Linked DNA regions of Homo sapiens: region 2 is linked to region 1. The links are chromatin contacts, found by Hi-C or POLR2A ChIA-PET in ENCODE. All regions are on one chromosome and are shown on one strand. Each heading gives the region's core, a stretch centred on a gene start or an enhancer-like site at or near the end of the contact. The rest is flanking DNA. Distances are from core to core; before and after follow the strand shown. Region 1 has its middle 6.0 kb from the start of C5orf58. Region 2 has its middle 27 kb from the start of LINC01366.

The links. Hi-C counts contacts between places; a loop is a spot of excess contacts on that map. ChIA-PET counts read pairs that join two places held with the same protein, here RNA polymerase II (POLR2A). Pooled maps may share reads with other maps.
Region 2: a map of heart left ventricle shows a loop between it and region 1 (2.8-fold over the local background). The contact joins two enhancer-like sites. A Hi-C loop is called at or near these places in 30 of 168 maps with a recorded cell type or tissue (A673, Caco-2, GM20431 and 18 more) and 26 of 50 pooled maps. POLR2A ChIA-PET finds 5 or more read pairs at or near these places in 4 of 52 experiments (H1, HCT116, activated CD4-positive, alpha-beta memory T cell and 1 more).

The regions. Positions count from the first base shown.
Region 1 is chr5:170,225,671-170,228,370 of GRCh38, forward strand. No RefSeq gene overlaps it. Among named protein-coding and RNA genes, the nearest start is that of C5orf58, 6.0 kb to the right of the region's middle. Within about 2 kb of position 1,299, at least 3 of the 41 ENCODE cell types and tissues checked have a DNase peak (open chromatin) inside an H3K27ac peak, as active enhancers do; they include testis, where a contact is called at or near this core.
Region 2 is chr5:170,356,910-170,359,609 of GRCh38, forward strand. It overlaps a transcript of KCNIP1 not described here. Among named protein-coding and RNA genes, the nearest start is that of LINC01366, 27 kb to the left of the region's middle. Within about 2 kb of position 1,387, at least 14 of the 41 ENCODE cell types and tissues checked have a DNase peak (open chromatin) inside an H3K27ac peak, as active enhancers do; they include testis, where a contact is called at or near this core.

The DNA.
Region 1 (2,700 bases), core at 49-2,548:
CCTTGATAGCTTCTAATTGAATCCTCACTTAATATGCATTTGTGTGATGTGTGGATTCCAGTCTGTCTCCTTCACCAGACCATGAGCTCCATGGCTCACCCCTACATGCCTCAAACTTAGCATGGTGTCTGATACACAACAGATGCTCAAGAAAGGTTTGTTGTATGAATATTAAATGCATGGCACTTGGGAAGTTTATAAAATTGTGACTTCCTTTTCCCTTGTCTAGGGCTTCTTATATATGAAAGTTAAAAAAAAGTGTGTTTTTGTTTGGTGGTTGTTTTAATGAAACATTATTTGTCAAAGTCTCCAACAGTGCAGATCCCTAAGATTTCCCTTTCTGCAAAAGATGGCCAGCAGAGGGCCCCATAGGAGCAATTACTGAAGTCAGGTCAGCGAAAACAGCAGCTGCTGAAAGATAGCCGATCCTGTGCCCAAATCTCTGGCAGTCCTTGAGCAGCTTGGAGAGAACATCACCATCATGGAACCCTGGCCCACTATGTCCAAAAACTGTTTGATCTGGCCTCAAGAAACAGGAGTTCATAAGGCAGGAGATCAGAGCCCTGCGTAGACGGTTTTAATGCAAATCCCTGCTTGTTTCTTGAGTTGCCAGTTTCACGCTTAAGAATTTGTAGTCAAGAGCTCGCACAGTTGGGTAGAATCACGCATGAGTGTTAGGGGAGATTTGCTTTCTTTGGGGGCCACTTTTCGTTTTCCAGTCAGTAGTTTTATTTCCATTTTAATTTTCCGAGCATCTGGCCCCCAGCAACAGCCTGTGGTTTGGAATTCATGGCTCTGTTGTGTGTTTACGCACTACACTTGCTTGTAATTGACAAATTTAAATTCTGGTCATATTTCATTTATTACCCAGACCCAGGGAAAAATCCTAGGCGAAAACCTAATTACAGCAAAAGTGCCACAAGGTAATTGCTGTGAAAGAACTCCTGCAGCAGCAGGGCTGAATATTTCATCCACCCATAAAATGATTATGCTGACAAGATTCTGAAAAATAATAAAATCTGTTTAATAAAAAAGAAGCAAAATATCAGTGTTTTTACACACAAAGTATTAAAACATTCTTCATTTTGGACAGATCCTAAGTCATTTGATTTTTATTCAAATGATGATCCACAGCTGAGATAGTTCTTTTATCAGAAACCGGGGTTGGGTAATCCCTCCCACATGAGGCTGTGTGGAAGCTTCCAGGCCTGCAATGGCCTTCTGGAACAGTACTGAATCGGCTTGCCACTGCTCTATTGGATCTCTGGTCTGTGCCACAGAATCAGAAAGCAGATGGAATGAAAGGAGAATGCCTTTAGTTTAGACTGCTGTCACTCCCCCACATTCTCCCTGGCCACCATGGGGGCTGTCTGTCCTTCTCTCAGAGGACCTAGAAGGCATGCAGGTGTGACTTCTGCCCTCAGAGCTTTGTTGAGTCCATCAGGGCATCTGGGGGTAATTTGCATCTGGGTGTCTCCAACTGTCCAGGATACCACTATAGCAGGGACCACTGCATTCATTCAGCTACTGAACAAGGTTGTATGGAGCATTTACCATGTGCCAGGAATTGTGTTAGACACAGCGTTGATAACAGTGAACTAGACCCTTGGTTCCTGCCCTTGACAGGAACTATATTACAGTGAAAGAGACAGGTCAAAACCAAAACAAAAAGTAAACAGAAACATAAATAAAGCATAACAAATTATATCAAGTACTGCATGGAAACACAGAAGGGGCTGGGAGAGAGGATGGGGCGATATCAGAGTAAGGCCTCTCTGAACCCTAAAGCAAAACAAGGAGCCAACATGGCAAGCTCAGAAGGAAACAGGTTCCAAACAACCGCTGGCCTGTGCCAGGCCTGAGAGGAGAGTGAGGGGAAGGGAGACTGGAGCTGTGGGGCCTTACGGACCAGGGTCAGGAGTGTAGTGTTTATTCCATTAAGGGAAACCCCTGGGAGGCTTTAAAGCAGGGGAAAGACACAATTCCATTTACATTTTAAAAAGCTCATCCCACTAGAGGCTGGAGCATATACAGTGGCTCTTAGGGACAAAGATGGTAGGTGGTGGGAGCAGACAGGAAGGACATTATTGTAACACAGGGCAGGACCAGGGCAGTGGGAGTAGAGGCAGGAGTACAGGGGGTTTTTGAGTATGGAAATTTACATATAAAAACATAAATATTTTACAAATCATCTAACATCTCAGATGTTAGCATTAGACTTTCCATTATGGTTGCAAGTGAAACTAGAGATCAAAAAATAAAATACAGCCAGGTGTGGTGGCTCACGCCTGTAATCCTAGCACTTTGGGAGGCTGAGGCAGGAGAATCACCTGAGGTCAGGAGTTTGAGACCAGCCTGGCCAACATGGTGAAACCCTGTCTCTACTAAAAATACAAAACTTAGGTGGGCGTGGTGGAGCATGCCTGTAATGCCAGCTACTCAGGAGGCTGAGGCAGAATTGCTTGAACACAGGAGGCTGAGGTTGCAGTGAGCCGAGATTGCACCACTGCACGCCAGCCTGGGCAACAGAGCAAGACTCTGTCTCAAATAAATAAATAAATAAATATAAAAATAAAACAAATTACTAGGAAATAGAAGAAACAAAGACCTAAATTAGAAAGAACTTGAAGCTGGGATGCCCATCTCCTTCTTCTCACTTTAGAGAATATAGACATTGAGTCTTCGTATCCTCGTAAGCTG
Region 2 (2,700 bases), core at 137-2,636, 130 kb after region 1:
GTCTGCAGCCTCCAGCCTCCAGCCTGCGTGAGCCTCCAGCCACGTAAAACATTCAGGCTGGGTCTGAGCTTGCATAGTGTCTAGGGAAGGGCATTAAGATTGTTCCCAGAAGGAAAGGCTGGGTGGGCAGGCTTCTGGCATCCCCACTCCCACCCCTCTGGCTCTATTTTTATTTGTTTTATTTACTGGATTTCTCCCACATTTAAAGAATCTCTTTGGCATTAAAAAAAAAAAAAATTTCAAACCACGAATGCAGTGAGGAGCACAGTTGGTTTCTAGACTGAGACATCCCCGGACCCTGCACTGTGGCTCGGAAGCCTCGGACTGGGTCCCTCACCTCCCTGGCATTTAGTTTCCTCATCTATAAAATGGAATTACAATACCCTTCTTATGGGGTTGAATGAGATTGTGCAGATAAAGCTCCCTGCCTATTAGGTGCTCAGTAGTGTTGATGGATATGACTTCTGTTATTAGCGGATACTCTCATGGTTGAGAGCCCCTCCGGGCTGGGACTCCCTCTCACTCATTACTTGTTTTCTCAGCACCAGGCACAGATTCTAAGAGCAACATCTCATGATCACTTTATGAAAGCCTATGGCCTTGTCAGTTACTGCATGACTTTATTTATTTATTTATTTTGAGGCAGGGTCTCATTCTGTTCCCCAGGCTGAGTGCAGTGATGCAATCACGGCTCACTGCAGCCTCGACTTTCTGGGCTCAAGCAATCCTCCCACCTCAGCCTCCTAAATAGCTGAGACCACACATGTGCACCACCACAACCAGCTAATTTTGACTGTTTATAGAGACAGGGTCTCACTATGTTGCCCAGGTTGATGTCAAACTCCTGGCTCAAGAGACCCTCCTGCCTTGGGCTCCCAAAGTGCTGGGATTACAGGCATGAGCCACCACGTCCAGCCACTGGATGACTTTAGACCACTGCTTCCCCTCTGCTCAACTTGTTTTCTTAAGGGCCTACCCAGAGCCATCTCCCTCACCTGATTCCTTATTAGGAGTTAAAAGCCTGACTCCCAGAGCCAGGTCCTCGCCTGCTGTTTAACCTAGGAGAAGCCCAGCTCCTGGCTCGGATGCTTGGTGAAATCAGGGGTCTGGGGAACCTGCGTCTTCCTCTTTCTGCACAGTCAGCTCCCCTCCACCCGCCTCACAGACTTCCTGGGGGCCGCTGGCAGGAACCAGAAGTTGTGCAGGCTCCATTCTGGCTGGGGAGGTTTAAACTCATCTCCTTCTGCACTGGGAACAAATGTTACCCCAGGCACAGATGACAGAGCCAAAGTGAGCAGAAGGGAGGAATCCAATCCAGGAGAGCTTCTAGTGTCCTCCAGGCCACCCATGAGGCTGCGGGGGTGGGGAAAAGGGGTGTGGGAAGATGAGATCTATCTCAAGGACAAGGCCCTGGAGCCGTAACTCTCCCCTCCCGCCCAGGCCCAGGCTGTTCCTCTTTTTTCGAGGCAAAACCTCAGCTGCCCCATCAGTGACACACTGTTCCTCTTGCCTCCTCCCACTGCTGTTCAAGATCCTCAAGAGACTGACCTTGGACCCGGGCATGGACTCTGCCTTCAAGCAGGCCAGGCTGGAGTACCAACTCTGCCTCTTACCAGCTGTGTGAAGTTGTGTCATTTGAACACCACCCCAAGCCAAGGCTCCCCACTTTTAATTGGAGATAATAATAATATCAATGGCACAAGGCTGTTTTTTAATGTAATGATGATATGAGTAAGAGATATCAGCTCACAGGCAAATCCCAACTCTGCTCTTGCAGGGCACCCGCCCCCGCTTACATTTTGTGCCCTAGGCACCTTCCTTGCCTCTTTCTAGTCTTGATCCTGGAGGTAGGGATTGCAATCACCATTTCAGCAGGTAAGGAAACTGGGGTTTAGCTAAGTGTCGTGGCTCCCCTGGTGAGTGGCAGAGCTGGGATTAGAACCCAGGTCTTGCTGCAGCCAAGACAAGGTACATTCCTCTGCACTCCTAGGGCTGGAGAAGTCACGCCTGCCTGCACTACTCCCCACCTTGCCACCAGCAGAGAGTCCCCCAGCGTCCCACTAATTCTGTTGGTGGGTTTTTCCCTGCTGGGTCTGATCAGAGCAGCCACCTGTCATGCAAAGGGTTGTGACAAATTCCATAAAGTGTCATCACCTGGGTTATGGGGAAAGGGAACACTCCAGAGGCCAAGATCAGCAGGACAGCCATACCCATGCTCTCTCAGTATCCCTATCACCTCTCAGGCAGGTGTGCAGGCCCAAAGCACCTGCCAGACACTGAGTAGGCTCTGTCCCATGAGGGCCACTCCCCCATGGCTCTCCCTTCTTACAGGCCAAGTGTGAGAAGTGTTCTTGGGTGTGGGAAAATACACACAAAGTTTTGGACACTAGGCAGGCTGGAATTGAGGTGTTGCAGCTGTTTACTGGAATTGTCTGGGAAAGCAGAAGCCTTCACACTGGGGACTTTGAGACCTGTGAGATATCATCATCCCTCTACCAAGAGGAGAATGCCACCTGTCCCATGAAAAGCTAAGCTTCAATGCTGCCCCTTGCTGGGGAAAGAGAGTCCCCACCATCCGAGTCCTGGCTCGCTCACTGTCCTGGCAGTGAGGGGCTGAGCAAGCACTCTGGTCATGTTACAACAGCCCCACTCACTCTCTGCAACCCTGGAACCTCTGAGTGCCAGTGCTTTGTCACAGGA